Linked DNA regions of Homo sapiens: region 2 is linked to region 1. A link is a loop called in an ENCODE intact Hi-C map of the cell type or tissue named here. Cell type or tissue: Caco-2. All regions are shown on one strand. Links, peaks and the distances in the headings refer to the core of each region. The heading gives the core; the rest is flanking DNA.

The links. A loop is a pair of places that touch in the nucleus more often than their neighbours do. Peaks named below come from ENCODE experiments on the same cell type or tissue, not always from the same donor. Only the 100,000 strongest peaks of a DNase experiment are listed, where the experiment ranks them.
Region 2: it touches region 1 in a loop (6-fold over the local background); 1 of 110 quality-filtered maps calls a loop at or near these places.

Annotation. Positions count from the first base shown.
Region 1 is chr11:18,841,272-18,849,359 of GRCh38, reverse strand. No RefSeq gene overlaps it. Among named protein-coding and RNA genes, the nearest start is that of PTPN5, 54 kb to the right of the region's middle. In Caco-2, for the core only: a CTCF peak has its summit at 4,364 (motif pointing left); a DNase peak (open chromatin) is centred at 4,429.
Region 2 is chr11:18,970,315-18,978,402 of GRCh38, reverse strand. It overlaps the pseudogene MRGPRX10P. Among named protein-coding and RNA genes, the nearest start is that of MRGPRX1, 35 kb to the right of the region's middle. In Caco-2, for the core only: no CTCF peak of the experiment used is centred there; a DNase peak (open chromatin) is centred at 4,042.

The DNA.
Region 1 (8,088 bases), core at 2,375-6,374:
CATTCCATTTCCATATATTCACCCTTGGACAAGAAGAAAGTATCAGAGAAAAACTTGGAGGGACTTCAGAGAAGGGGATAATTTGGAGGTTAAAAAAAAAGAGAGAGAGAGAGAAGAAAGTTTGTGAGGACTGGCTGAGAATCCTCTTTAAATTATTATGTGGGCATGAAGGATGTGATGGGGCAAAAATGGAGCAGAGAGAGAACAGAAGAAACAGTGAGAGGAACAGAGACAAACACACCCAGAGAGACACAGCTATAGAAAGAAAGAAAATCAGAGAGAGAGACAGGTACAGAAAGGCAAAGACATAGACTCATGGCTGGTGCAGAAGCAGCAAGGCAGAAAGAGGTGGTTCTGCCTGTGTTTCCCTGATTGTTCTTTTGTCCATTTTCCAGACATCTCAGCAAAATGAGTCAGTTTGGACAGTTCTACCACTTCCCGCAGACCTGCCTCAATGTCAGACATGCCCCTAGAATTATTTTCCATTGCATTTTCTATTTCTGGAAGGGCGAATTATCCATGTTGGTCCTACCCCAGTAATATCACCCAAATAGAGAAAGAGGCCAAGAGAGGTGTAGGGTCCCCCAATGCCTTGACCACTCTATGACCCAGCCAGCTACAGGTTTTTCCTAGCATGTTTGCACCCAAACTGGGGCCTTATAAACATTCTCAGGCACTGATAAAGGTATCTAGGTTGTTGCCCAAAACACTGAAAGAAGCTGTCCCTGGCATCTTAGCAAAATTCCTTAAACCCTCATAAAATCTCCACACCCTGACCCCTTCACTGTGGTTATACTGGTTATACCTAGGTACAACACCTCTTTCCTCTAGTGTTTAGTACTTCTTGGAAGTACTAAATGAGATGGAATCCCCCATCTCAGGATTGTTTGGGGCATTCCCTTGTGGCCCTGCTGCCACTTTGGGGGCAATTCCAGCCACGAGTTAAGTGAAATGAAACAAGAGGTAATGACAGAGGGGAAGAACCAGAGGAAAAAGTAAGGCAGGAAGAGCCTAAAATCTCAGACTGAGATCCTGAGGCCCAAACTCTCTGTGTGGCCTTGGAGAAGTCACTTCCACCCTCTGGGACTCAGTTCCTTCATCTGTAAAGATACGAATCTAAAGAGACCCTGGGGTCCTTCCCAGTTCTGTGAGTTTGACGGACTCAGAGAGGAGCTGTCTGAGTGAAAGAGAAATGAAGATCAAGCAAGTTACTAATAGGAGCTCCAGTGAAAATCAAACAGAGAAATGGCCTAGAAATTTGTTTCACAGAAGAGACAATCATGGAACAGAAGTCATTGAACAGGAGAGAATATTCAGAGCTACATCAAATCCAATGAACAAATAGTGGGTATCAGGTACATGCAACACTTACAAGCACTGAAGAGTTTGCAAACAAACTCCATCCTCCAGAGCTCTCAGGCTCCTAAAAAGAATGCCAGGTGCCCTAATAATCATGTGCTTTTAGATTAGAATAAGAATAAGAGGGGTTGTTCTAATCTGGGTGGTCTGGAAGTTCAAGTAAAGGAACAGCTAACTGCTTGAAAAACTGTACCAGGAAACTTGATATTTGCATGACCCTGAACCCTGGATGGAAGTAAAGAACCTCTTCAAATCATACAGACCATCCTGACCCTCCCTCCTCATCATATGGTATGGTCCATCTTAGATTTTTTTAATGAGAACAAATTAAATACATGGACAAGTGCCTTTTATACACTCATACTTTTAATAACATAGATGCCTCAAGTATAATAATGTATGACTCAGATTGGTTACTCCCTTTCAATTTCTGAAAGAGTGTGTTAGTCTGTTCTCACACTGCTATGAAGAACTGCCTGAGACTGTATAATTTATAAAGGATAGAGGTTTAATTGATTCACAGTTCAGCATGGCCGGGGAGGCCTCAGGAAACTTACAATCATGGCAGAAGGTGAAGGAAAAGCAAGGCACCTTCTTCACAAAGCAGCAGGGAGAAGAGTGGCAGAGTGAAGGGGGAAGAGCCCCCTATAAAACTATCAGATCTTGTGAGACTCACTCACTATCATGAGAACAGCATGGGGGAAACTGCCCCCATGATTCAATTACCCCCACCTGGTCTCTCCCTTGACATGTGGGGATTATGGGGATTACAATTCAAGATGAGATTTTGGGTGGGGACACAGCCAAACCATAACAAGGAGTATTTCAGTTATTTTTCTGCACCTCATGTAGTGGTATCAGGCCTTTCTTCCCTGTCTCCTCTTTCATTTAAGTACTGACCACAGGTGGACTTCCTCTCTTTACAGGGTCTCTCCTCAGTCAGTTCCACCACATGCTGCCCAACAGGGTGTGCATTGCACAAATCCAGGGGCAGGACTCACATAGGCCACAATGTAGGTGACATCCCCTGGAGTTGTACAACACTAGGACTTAGCTTGCTTTCCCCACACAGGGATCTTATGGAGACTGCAAGTTCGACGGCCTAGGGCAAATGCCCCTCAAGCACTGGCCAGTTTTGTTGGCACAACCCAAATTCCAAAAGGACCACCATCTTCTCCCCTTTATTCTACCCCCATGCATCTTTGGAGTGCATCTTCAGCAACCTCAACCATCAGGTGTCACGTTCCAAAAACATGAGCAGAAAACTGTCAGGTTTTAACCACCCTGCCTTCTACCTTGAAGGATTTCTGGAAGCTTAAACATATTCATTAAATGTGGCAAGGATAGTAACTACTTAAAGAAGAAAGCGAAGCCCTGGAGACATAGATGTCAAGAAGAACCCAAACTAGATAGTTTGGTGGTTCCATCCAAGTTCAGTGATGGATGGACTCCAAAGATGGATGAGGGTAGAATAAAGGGGAGAAAATGCAAATAATTAGGTTTTGCTTCTGAAAAAAGAGAAAGAAGAGAGAATAAGGGAAGAGACACAAAAGAACCTGGTAGGATGATGTTAGGCTGGAAGCTACATGGAGCAAAATCAGGTTGCCAGAATCAGGATGGTTGGCAGAAAAAAAAAAAAAAGAACATCTAACAGGCGATGCTAGTTTGCCACCTTGGACAAGTTTCTTAACCTCTATGTATTTCTGTGTCTTTATTTGTTAAATGGACTCTATTCCATGCTTACCCCTTCTGATATTTGCAGCATATTAAACCAAATGTGAAATTAAAGTCCATCAAATCTCACACACAAACAAGCACTCAAATGCACTACACAAAACCTTGGTGAATGTGATAAACTTTAACAAAGATTTGAAATTCATGGGATAAGTAGGGTCAATTACTAGCAGCAAAAAAAAAAGAAAGAAAAGAAAAAGAGCTGTAGTAAAAATTGTCCCCTGAAAGAATCATTCTGTGCTAGAGATCCATGCCAACTTGCATCTACCACAACATGATTTTATTCAGCCCTATCCTACACTACCTCTCTGTTATTCAGAGTCCACTGTGACTTTAGTCAACATTACATTGAAAATTCCAGAGGATGCACAGCCCCTTTCTCTCCAGTAACCAGTTAATTGAGAATGTAGCAGGTAGCAGTATAGGCAAAACACACTTGCCCAGGCTCTGACATTGGGGAAATAAAGAAGTTGACAAGATATAGCTCTGCCCTCCACCAGCCTACAGCAGTAGGGAAAGAGAGGATGTCTGTGATCAATATCTACTACCTCAGAGCTAGCTGAGAAGAGGAAGAGAAGTTTAGTGATGGATGGAAAAACTTAAAGAAAAGGTTGGAATTTGAGGAGGACAGCCCCTGTCTTAACATAGCATGTCATCTCACTAATGAGGCCATTTCCTGGTAACTATCTTTTTTGATTATTTGATCATCCTAACAATCCCTCAAGGTGGGTAAGTTTAAGACAAGAAGATTTTTAACTAAAAGAGGTGGAAAGAAGAAAATGCAATCGAGTCTCATGGTAATTGTTGGCACAGATGCAGAAACTATTTAGGAAACATTAGACCATGTGGAGATTTCATCTCTTGTGCCAGCCGCATCTGATTGCAAAGTCTACAAAATGCTGCTTTCAGAAGAATTTTATTTTTAAGCCCAAGATAGGCTCAATGAGACAACATCCTGGGATCTATTAACCATGTCTGCCATGGGTGGAGTTTTGGAGGATGATCCCAGAAAATAGGAGAATTGGAATAGTAATAAATGAAGATGGAAAGGTAACTAGGAGCCAGAACGTTAAATGTCAGAGGGTCTGAAAAGGTGACTAGATTTTGTTTTCTCCAGTTGCCAGAGGTGAAAAAAAAACATTTTTATTAATATGGGTTAAGCCAAACTATATGACATGTTGATCCAGGTGGGTGTGACCCCTGAATCTCTAACAATTGAAAATGAAATCTCAGGACCAATTTCATAACCACATTACTGCTTCTTGTGAACCTATGGATTTATTCTCTCAGCTCCCCCTTCTGGACAATCTGAGGTTCAGCATCACAGCAAATGGTATGTGTGAAGAGTGATAGGACTTAGCCCACAATTGGATAAGGGCTGTAGTCACACCATTGGGAGGCCTCTTTCTGTCCCCTGCAGCTCTCTGTAGGTCTCCATAAGCAGAGAGTAAAACAAATCAGAATCTCATCCTCACTAAATTCCCACCAACACAACCCCACTACCTAGTTATGTTCATTTGTGTCAATCATGCTCCCCAGGGAGAAAAACCTCAAAGTTTTTCCAAATTTAGGAACACAACAGTCCTCACAACAGTGCTGATGTGTGTACATTCATCCTAAACTGAAGAACATCTGTGACTGAGTAGCCACCAGCATCCCAGTCCCCGGCAGGGCAAACTTTCATCATTTTATAAATGCAGGTCCAAACTCCTAATGGAAACCCTTACATCCAAATATCATCTATAAATTATCATATGTGCTTCCATTGAATGTTATTTAACCCCCTAGTGGAATCTGAGGCAGCACTGCATAATCAAACACATTAGTATTTCTGCAAAGAAACTTATGAATGTGCCCAATAAGGGAGATTTTAAAAGATAACTTTCTGCCTCTTAGCATTTCAGATCAGTTAGTTTTGGTTCCAAATTTACAAAACAACTTTTAGTTTTTGGAGTTTCAAGGATTTGGAATTTGCAGATAGAAGAATATGGACATGTATCTATGGGCATATTGAATCGGTTCAATGACTGGGGTGGAGAACCCTTTCTACTGTTTCCCTAGGAGTAAATGGGCGGAAATTGTTGTGGTTAATCTTCAGGGAAGGGCCTCTCACCACTCAGTTTCTTTCAGGAAATTTTTTCCACCATGTAGACTGACATCTTTATTATTGTCATCATTATCAATATCATTAGCATCATCACTAACATTTGTTGAGCATTTCTTACGGACATGCTCTGTGTTTCTTTAATTTTATTTTAAGTTCTGGGATACATGTGCTAAACATGCAGGATTGTTACATATGTAAACATGTGTCATGGTGGTTTGCTGCACCTATCAACTCATTACCTAGGTATTAAGCCCCACATGCATTAGCTATTTATCCTGATGCTCCCTCTCCCCCGTCCCACCTACAGGTCCCAATGTGTGTTATTTCCCTCCCTCTGTCCATGTGTTCTCATTGTTCAGCTCCCGTTTATGAGCGAGAACATGCAGTGTTTGGTTTTCTATTCCTGTGTTAGTTTGCTGAGGATGATAGCTTCCAGCTTCATCCATGTCCCTGCAAAGGACATGATCTCATTCATTTTTATGGCTGCATAGTATTCCATGGTGTATATGTACCATATTTTCTTTAACCAGTCTATCATTGATGGGCATTTGGGTTGATTCCATGTCTTTGCTATTGTGAATAGTGCTTCAATAAACATACATGTGCATGTGTTTTTATAGTAGCATGTATCTTTAAAATAGAATGATTTATATTCCTTTGGGCATATACCCAGTAATGGGATTGCTGGGTCAAATGGTATTTCTGGTTCTAGATCCTTGAGGAATTGACACACTGTCTGCCACAATGGTTGAACTAATTTACATTCCCACCAACAGTGTAAAAGCGTTCCTGTTTCTCAACATCCTCGCCAGCATCTGTTGTTTCTTGACTTTTTAATAATCGCCATTCTGACTGGCATGAGATGGTATCTTATTGTGGTTTTCATTTGCATTTATCTAATGATCAATGATGTTGAGCTGTTTTTCATATGTTCGTTGGCCACATGAGTGTCTTCTTTTGAGAAGTGTCTGTTCATGTCCTTTGCCCACTTTTCACTGGGGTTGTTTGTTTTTTCTTGTAAATTTGTTTAAGTTCCTAGTAAATCCTGGATATTAGACCTTTGTCAGATGGGCAGGTTTTAAAAATTTTCTCTCATTTTATAGGTTGCCTGTTCACTCTGATGATAATTTCTTTTGCTATGCAGAAGCTCTTTAATTTAATTAGATCCCATTTGTCAATTTTTGCTTTTGTTGCAATTGCTTTTGGCAATTTCATTATAAAATCGTTGTCTATGCCTATGTCCTGAATGGTATTGCCTAGGTTTTCTTCTAGGGTTTCTATGGTTTTAGGTATTACATCTAAGTCTTTAATCCATCTTGAGTTAATTTTTGTATAACGTGTAAGGAAGGGGCCCAGTTTCAATTTTCTGCATATGGCTAGCCAGTTTTCCAAGCACCATTTATTAAATAGGGAATCCTTTCCCTGTTCTTGTTTTTGTCACGTTTGTTGAAGATCAGATGGTTGTAGATCTGGTTTTTTTTCTGAGATCTCTATTATGTTCCATTTGTCTATGTGTCTGTTTTGGCACCAGTATCACGCTGTTTTGGTTACTGTAGCATTGTAGTATAGTTTGCAGTCAGGTAGCGTGATGCCTTCAGCTTTGTTCTTTTTGCTTAGGATGGTCTTGGCTATATAGGCTCTTTTTTGATTCCATATGAATTTCAAAGTAGTTTTTTATAATTCTGTGAAGAATGTCAATGGTAGTTTGATGGGAATAGCATTAAATCTGTAAATTACTTTGGGCAGTATGGCCATTTTCACAATATTGATTTTTCCTATCTATAAGGATGGAATGTTTTCCCATTTGTTTGTGTCCTCTCTTATTTCCTTGAGCAGTGGTTTGTAGTTCTCCTTGAAGAGGTCTTTCACATCCCTTGTTAGCTGTATTTCTAGGTATTTTATTCTCTTTGTAGCAACTGTGAATGGGTGTTCATTCATGACTTGGCTCTCTGCTTGTCTATTTTTGGTGTATAGGAATGCTTATGACATTTGCACATTGATTTTGTATCCTGAGACTTTCCTGAAGTTGCTTATTAGCTTAAGGAGCTTTTGGGCTGAGATGATGGGGTTTTCTAGATGTAGGATCATGTCGCCCGCAAAGAGAGACAATTTGACTTCCTCCCTTCCTATTTACATACCCTTCTTTCTCTTGCCTAATTGCCCTGGCCATAACTTCCAATACTATGTTGAATAGGAGTGGTGAGAAAAGGCATTCTTCTCTTGTGCTGGTTTTCGAAGGGAATGCTTCCAGTTTTTGCCCATTCCATATGATATTGGATGTGGGTTTATCATAAATGACTCTTATTATTTTGAGATATTTTCCATCAATACCTAGTTGATTGAGAGTTTTTAACATGAAGAGATGTTGAATTTTATCAAAGGTCTTTTCTGCGTCTATTGAGATCATCATGTGGTTTTTTACATTAGTTCTGTTTATGTGATGGCTTACATTTATTGATTTGTGTATGTTGAAGCAGCCCTGCATCCCAGGGGTGAAGCCAACTGGGTCATGGTGCTTAAGCTTTTTAATGTGTTGCTGGATTCAATTTGCCTGTATTTTATTGAGAATTTTTGCATTGATGTTCATCAGGGATATCGGCCTGAAGTTTTCTTTTTTCGTTGTGTCTCTCCCCAGTTTGAGTGTCAGGATGATGCTGGCCTCATAAAATGAATTAAGGAGAAGTCTCTCCTATTCAGTTGTTTAGGATAGTTTCAGAAGGAATGGTACTAACTCCTCTTTGTACCTCTGGTAGACTTTGGCTTTGAATCCATCTGGTCCTGGGCTTTTTTTGGTTGGTAGGCTATTTATTACTGCCTTAATTTCAGAACTTGTTATTGGTCTATTCAAGGATTCAACTTCTTCCTGGTTTAGTCTTGAGAGGGTGTAT
Region 2 (8,088 bases), core at 2,471-6,470, 130 kb before region 1:
GACACTTGCACTTGCATGTTTATAGCAGCACAATTGCAATTACAAAAATATGGAACCAGCTCAAATGCCCATCAATCACCAAGTGGATAAAGAAAATTATATATATATAGTGTGTGTATGTATATGTGTATGTATATATATGTATATGTGTCTGTATATATTTATATATATATATATATACACACACACACACACATATACCATGGAATACTACTCAGTAATAAAAAGGAATGAAATAATAGCATTCTCAGCAACCTAGATGGAATTGGAGACCATTATTCTAAGTGAAGTAACTCAGGAATGGAAAACCAAACATCATATGTTCTCACTTATAAGTGGGAGCTAAGCTGTGAGGACACAAAGGCATAGAATAATACAATGAACTTTGAGGACTTGGGGGGATGAATGAAAGAGAGATGAGAGATAAAAGACTACACATTGGGTACAGTATACACTGCTTGGGTGATGGGTGCACCAAAATCTCAGAAATCACCACTAAAGAACTTATACATGTAACCAAACACCACCTGTTCCCCAAAAACCCATTGAAATACAAATAATAATAAATGATTTGATTTCACAGAACTTAAAAAAAGTTAGCTGTTCAGAGTTGATAAAAGAAGTAAAAATGAACAGTGTAGCAAGTGGTAGCCTCTAGACAATGGGATTCTAGACTTTCACTTTGCATACACTTCTCTAGCATTTGGAAAGAAAGTATACACATGAATATATTACCACTATAATAAAGAAAACACCAAAAAAAATGGTGTCAGGACATTGTCAGCCTTGAATGATCCTATGATCCACTTTTTTCATTATTTATAAAGCCTCATAATGATAGTTCACATTACTTGATGTGATACCTAGGCCCATAATTGATTTTTAAAATCAGGACAGCAATTACTTACAGGAAGGTGAACAACATGGGACGTGATGAGAGAGGCTTATATGTACTGGATATGGGACAGAGGCCAAGAATCATCTCAGTTGGGATTTGTGTCTCGAACTTCTCTGGCCTCTGATTTGTCCACAGTCCTCATGCAGGAAATAACAAGTCTGTCCAGCATCTTCATAAGCCTGAGTTGCTAACCAGTGTTCACTCTAGCTCCCGTAGGCATCCCCTGAATTAAGAAACACAAAAGGGTCCTCTGAAGTTACTGAATCCCAGAAAGGCCCTCCACCTTTACCACAAGGGAGATCTTCACCTCTGGACAAAAGAAAAAGGAAAGACAAGGGTAAGTACCAAGAACTGTCTTCTTTTATAGTCAGTTATGGTTTTAGCTACAAGATCACTTTCCTGTGTTTCCACCTCCGTGCTACATGCAGGGGATCATGATCTTGTTTCATGAAAAGACAGGAGACATGGAGCTTCCTTCTGGAAACCGATTGCTACCAGCCCAGTCTGTGTGAGTTCCAAATAGGGTCCCCGCTTCTGATTTATCTCCCCATATCACTTCCTTTATTCCAATCATTCAATCTGCCCTCATGGAGAGAATGCTACCTCTAACATTCATTTAATGAGCAAGGGGACATGCAGGCCTTGCTTCCTAGAGCTGAACTGCTGTAGAAGCCAGTTTTGCTGTTTTACTTACTTTTCAAAATTTTTCTTCCTTGCCTATCTGGAAAGTTTCAAGGAAGACATGGATGGTCCAAACTGAAATGATTGAGGAGTGTTTCATGAGGGAAGTATTTACAAAGACATGCAGGGTTAAGGAAAGAGAAAATGCATGGGTCAGCACCCTAAGCAGCAATACCTAGGGGAGCACTAAGTCCTCCCCTAGACTGAAAGGGACAGGGAAGGAGCAGTTATTATTGTCACCATAGCCATAGCCATAGCTGTATCCATAGGGGTGGGAGAACAAGAGCGGGCAGGTGGAGAAGCCCTGTATGGCCAACACACAGCCACACAGGCTGATATGCTTTGGATCTGTGTCTCCACCCAAATCTCATGTTGATTGTAATTCCCGATGTTGGAAGGAGGGCCTGGTGGGAGATGATTGTTAGATCACGGGGATGTTTTCATATGAATGTTTTAACACCATCCCCCTTTGGTATTGTTGTTGTGACACTGATGAGTTCTCATGATATCTAGTTGTTTAAAAGTGTGTAGCACCTCCTCCCTCTCTCTCTTGCTCCTGCTTTCACCATGTGAGATGCCTCTCTCCCCCTTGGCCTTTCACCATGAATGGAAGCCTCCTGAGGCCTCCTTAGAAGCAGAAGCTGCTATGCTTCCTGTATAGCCTGCAGAGCCATGAACCAATTAAACCTGTTTTCTTCATAAATTTCCCAGTCTCAGGTATTTCTTTGTAGCAATTCAAGAATGAACTAATACACTGGCAGAGAGCCAGGAGGTGGAAATCCCAAGTGGCTCTCCTGCTGTCTTCCAGTCTCCCCCTGGTGTCTCCCAGTATCTCAATTCCACCAGAAACAAGAATTTAAAAGAATCCCACTGATGTGGTACATAGAAGCCACTCTCTTGGGATGTCAACAGGATAGAGAAGAATGGAAAGCAAATCCTCCTGGCAACTAAGACTATCCCTCACACCTTCTTATATCCTCCTACTTCCTGTGGTTTTTTCTGTCTAAAGGTGATTGATTCTGGTCTCATTTCAACTCTATCAGACTAATGTTTGGCATGTCCTTCTCTACTGTCACTTCTATGCAGACATGTTTGCGTTCATCAAAAATGCGTAGAAAATTAAATGTAATTTTTTAAAGAGAGGACATATTTCTTTTGTTTAGAATATAAGTTTGGTTGCTCTCATAAAGACACGAAGTAGAAATATCTTAACAAGAAAGTACAGTTGTGCCTCTGGGTCACTACATTCTGAATCTGCAGATTCAACAAACCACAGGTGGAAACTATTTTAAAAATAAGAGTATGGCGGAGTTGTGTATATACTGAGCAGGTATAAACTTGTTTTTTCTTGTCATTACTTCTGAATTGATAGAGTAAAAAAAAGAATTTACATAGCAATTACATTTTGTCAGTTATTCTAAGTAACTTAGAAATTATTTAATGTATCTAGGAGAAAGTGCATAGGTTGTATACAAATATCACATCGTTTTGTATAAAGAAATGAGCATCTGCATATTTTGGTGTGTGCTGAGGTTGCGGAAGCAAGCCCCAATGAATACCCAGAGATGACCATCTTCTAGATCCCAGCTGGAAGCTCCAAGGCATCATAAATCAGAATTCCAAAATTGAAACTCCCCAGTGCCTAGAGAGTTGCCCTCATTTTTGTGATCCTGCATGATTCCCAGCCACATCGGCATTCCAGCATCATGGAAAAGGATGAAAGGAAGGAGAGGCCTTGCTTGTTCTATTGATCCCATGAGCCAGGGATCACTTTTGTGCATCTTACATTGAAGAGCTCCTGCTCATATGATGGCACCATCATCAAGGAACACTGGGATGTGGGTCCTTGTGCTGCTTTTACACTCTCAGAACTGTTATGTGACCAAAGAGGAAAATGATTATTGGGGCAACCTAGCAGTCTCTTCAGCCCCGCACTGTCTCTGATTCTGTGCTCACATCAAGATTTTTCAAGAACTCCTCAGAAATAATAAATGATGGGACAGAGAACAGTTCAGAAGTCTCAAACAGGGCTCCAGGGACCAGGGACTGGTATTGGACCTGCTTTCCATGTTATGATCTCAGGAAAACCCTTTAATTCTATAGGCCTCGGCTTCATCTTATGTCATATGAGGATAATACCATAGATGGTCTTTAAGAAAGACATGCTAAATGTTGATGATACTACAGTGAAAAAGACAGCTTATGGAGCTTCAGGTTTCATGAGGAAGATAAATATATCATACCCTAAATATAGATGGACAAAGTGTTTAGTGCCCTGAATGTGGATAACAGATGTTCTCCTTTTCCTCCCATTGCCTTTTCGGGCCAATCATGGATATGGCAGCTTGTCTTTCTACTAAAGGTCAGGATGGATACATTAATTCTTGATGTTTCTCTGTACTCCCACCAGAGGGTGAATCTTCTTTCCACATGGAAGCCTCCTGCCCATGTGCATTCTTGGGATTCCAGAGCAAAGGTGGCCTCAGGTAGGCAAAAAGGAACTCCTGAATTTGTTCCTAAATGGTTTTCACTCTCCTCTATATTGTTCCCTATTTGATTAGCTTCTCATTCTCTATCTGGAGTTTGTTTAGGTTAGTTTTTTCTTTCAGCCCACAATTTTGACTGCCAACTTGGATTTCACTTGAGAATCACTCTGTTGCTTTACTCCCTCTAACATGTATAATCGACACAGAGTCGTGCTGGTTCGAAAGGGCTAGTCAAAGACTGGATCATGAGTCAGCCCTGCTGGGCTCAACTTCATACTATATAAGTCCCAGGACAAATAATTCATTCTTTTTGTGCTCCAGTGCATTATTGGCCATATGGGAATAATACTCATTCTTACCTCCTAGGCTCTTCAGATAATTAAAAGAGACAATACCTAATAAACTCTCAATCAGCTGCTGTTATTCTCCCAGATTAGACCCAGTCCTCATTCTCCAGCTGAAATCTGCATGAATCTCTCTCTTTATACTCCAAGCCCTATACTAGCCCTATTTCCCTCATTGACTCTGCTAATACAAATATTTTCATCAACAGAGAAATAAACCACAGATCTACTGAAAGAGAGACAGAAATTGGGTTACATTTTGTATACGGAGCAGAACACTTATTAGTCCCCCATAGATATTCCAACACTTCAGTTACTTCCTTCAGTTGCACTCAGGCTCACCCACACTTACTCTTTCCTCTGCTCTACTGCTTAACAGTTCAGCTCAGACCCACACCCTACACAAACGCTGTGTACAAAAATGCTTCTAGGTGTTCAGCAAAGCTACACTGAGACCTCATGTCAAAGGCTCATCAGTGGTCATTTTCTGGTGTTGGGCACACATCAATCATTCTTTTCAACACAGATAGAGCTGTCCACAAATAGATTTCTGATTGTTGAAATTCTCTTCATATAATTACAAATGTGTGTTCTAATGCCTTACATTGTGCTTTCATCTTTATTTTCCATTTCACCAAAATCTACCAGTACCATTAGGCTCCTCATGCATGCATTCATTCATTGAATGAATATTTATGAAGAGCACAGTGTGCTGCTCATGGAAATAGGCACTGGGAGTATAAAATGTAAAATGCAGTCCTGTCTGCAATAACTGACACACTGAGTTATTTCTCACCCACCAGGCCCAGCCATTTCCACACTTATCCTAGCAAAGGTCTCATTTTCCTCTGCTTCATAATGCATGGTCTTCTTTCCTATCCATGGATGACCAGTCCTAGTCATGAGGGTGTCACAACCACCTCTTTGTGTATCTGAATTCCTCCACCTGAGAGAAATTTCAGGCCCAGGATAGAGTAATCATCGGGTCCACAGCCCTGGCCACTTGAATGGGGGTGTTTTGATCCTAATGTTATCCCCATGTCAGTACAGAACTTGTGTGGCAATAAAGAGAGGTCAGGCTTCAGAGTCAGCAGGAACTGGATTTCAAATGGATTTGAGGACCCCCACCTTTTGATAGGTGACTTATTCTCTGTGAGCCTCTGTTTCTCTCCTCTTTAAAATGAGAACAGTAAATCCCACATGGCAGGGTAGTGGGGAGAATCAGAGATCAAACAGCTGGTGATCACATCTGGTTTGTGTTCCCAGGGACACCAGACTACCGTTTCTGAGCGTGGATCCAAGCAACCCAGCCTTGGATGCAGAACTGACACCAATTAACAGAACTGAGGAGACTCCTTGCTACAAGCAGACCCTGAGCCTCATGGGGCTGACGTGCATCATTTCCCTTGTCACGCTGACAGGAAACGCGGTTGTGCTCTGGCTCCTGGGCTTCCGCATGCGCAGGAACGCCGTCTCCATCTACATCCTCAACCTGGCTGCGGCAGACTTCCTCTTCCTCAGCGGCCACGTTATACATTCCGCCTCACTCCTCATCAATATCTGTCATCCCATCTCCAAAATCCTCATTCCTGTGATGACCTTTCTATACTTTACAGGCCTGAGCTTTCTGAGTGCCATGAGCACCGAGCGCTGCCTGTGCGTCCTGTGGCCCATCTGGTACCGCTGCCTCCTCCCCCCACACACCTGTCAGCGGTCGTGTGTGTCTTGCTTTGGGCCCTGTCCCTACTGCGGAGCATCCTGGAGTGAATGTTCTGTGACTTCCTGTTTAGTGATGCTGATTCTATTTGGTGTCAACCATCAGATTTCATCACAGTCGTGTGGCTGATTTTTTTATGTGTGGTTCTCTGTGGGTCCAGCCTGGTCCTGCTGATTAGGATTCTCTGTGGATCCTGGAAGATGCCTCTGACCGGGCTGTACGTGACGATCCTGCTCACAGTGCTAGTCTTCCTACTCCGCAGCCTGCCCTTCGGCATTCGGTGGGCTCTGTCTACTGGGATCCACCTGGATTTGGAAGTCATTTTCTGTCATGTCCATCTAGTTTCCATTTTCCTGTCCCCTCTAAACGGTAGTGCCAACCCCGTCATTTACTTCTTCGTGGGCTCCTTTAGGCAGCGTCAAAATAGGCAGAACCTGAAGCTGGTTCTCCAGAGGGCTCTGCAGGACATGCCTGAGGTGAAGGTGGAGGGCGGCTTCCTGAGGGAACCCTGGAGCTGTCGGGAAGCAGATTCGGGCAGTGAGGAAGAACCTCTGCCCTGTCAGTCAGACGGGACTTTGAGAGCAATACTGCCCTGCCACGCTTGACAATTACATGCGTTTTCTTAGTGTTGTGCCTCAGAAATGTCTCAGCGGTAACTCAAGGTCGTCGAATAGATGTTTATCTATACTGACAGTTCCAGTTTTCATCCACAGAAAGCATTAGTCTGACAGTACAATGTTTAGATTCTCCTTGATATTACCAACACATTTTTCCTGTTATCTTACACTGAAAACTTTTTCTGCAATTTTCATTGTAATAAAAGGAGTTCCTCTCCACAACCCTAAACTCATCTTTATACGTTTCCTACCTGATTGTATCAAAAAGGAAGTTTCCTTATTGATCTCTCAGACTATGTTCCCCTGAAACCATATTCCCTTCTATGACTGGAAGCATTACTGAAGTTGGGAGCTCGATTCTGAATAAGTGAGTTCTGTTATCTCTACATTCCACTGAATTCTCAGATATAAAGCAAAATAATGTCCTTAGAGACAGACTCTTTCTTCATAAAAACACTCTCACAAATTGGTTTTATGAAAAGTCCTCTCCTGTCATTTGTCCACAGCATGGTGACACACTGGCCTTGATTTCTAGTAAAGACAACCATGGCCGCTTCCCCTTGAGAACTGGTAAGTTCTTATTTAGCTCTTCCTGGACTAATAGACCAGTGAGGAGCCTGTAAATATGCCCCACCAGTTCCATTTTGCCCATTGGAAATGGCAGTATTGATTATAAAGTGGAAACTATCTTGAAAAATCATTATTCACTTACAGATTCTTTCAGTTGTAGGAGAATTCTTCTTACTTCCAGGTTTTGCACAAATTTTTCTGGCTGTAACTTTCAGTTAGTTTTATGGTCGTTCACGTGAGAAGCAAAACTGAAAATATCTGACCTTTCCATGCTAATGTCAATTATAGTATCTGGATAATAACTTACAGTTGGTATAGAATTCTAATACATGCTGTGACATAGATGAACCTGAAAACATTGTGCTAAGGAAAATAAGCCAAACCAAAGAACAATATTGTAAGTTCAAATTTTATGAGATATTGAAACTAGGAAATTTGTGAACACAGAAAATAAGTTAGGAGGAGCCTGGTGCTGGATGATGGAGGGAATGTGTAGCCATTAGTTAATGAGCAAAGACTTTCTGTGTGGAATAATGCAAAGTTCTTAAAGGGGACAGTGGTAATGGTTACAACTTATTGGAATATACTTAATGAAACAGAATTTTACAACTAAAATAGTTGAAGTTGTAAAATGTATGTTATGTAAATTTTACAATTAAAAACATTTAATTATAAACACAGGATCAGTACAAAATTCAGAACTATTCTCCACCAGTGATTATCCCTTCCACAGATAACTCAAGCAGACAGAAGAGACCACCAAGAGATGTGACAT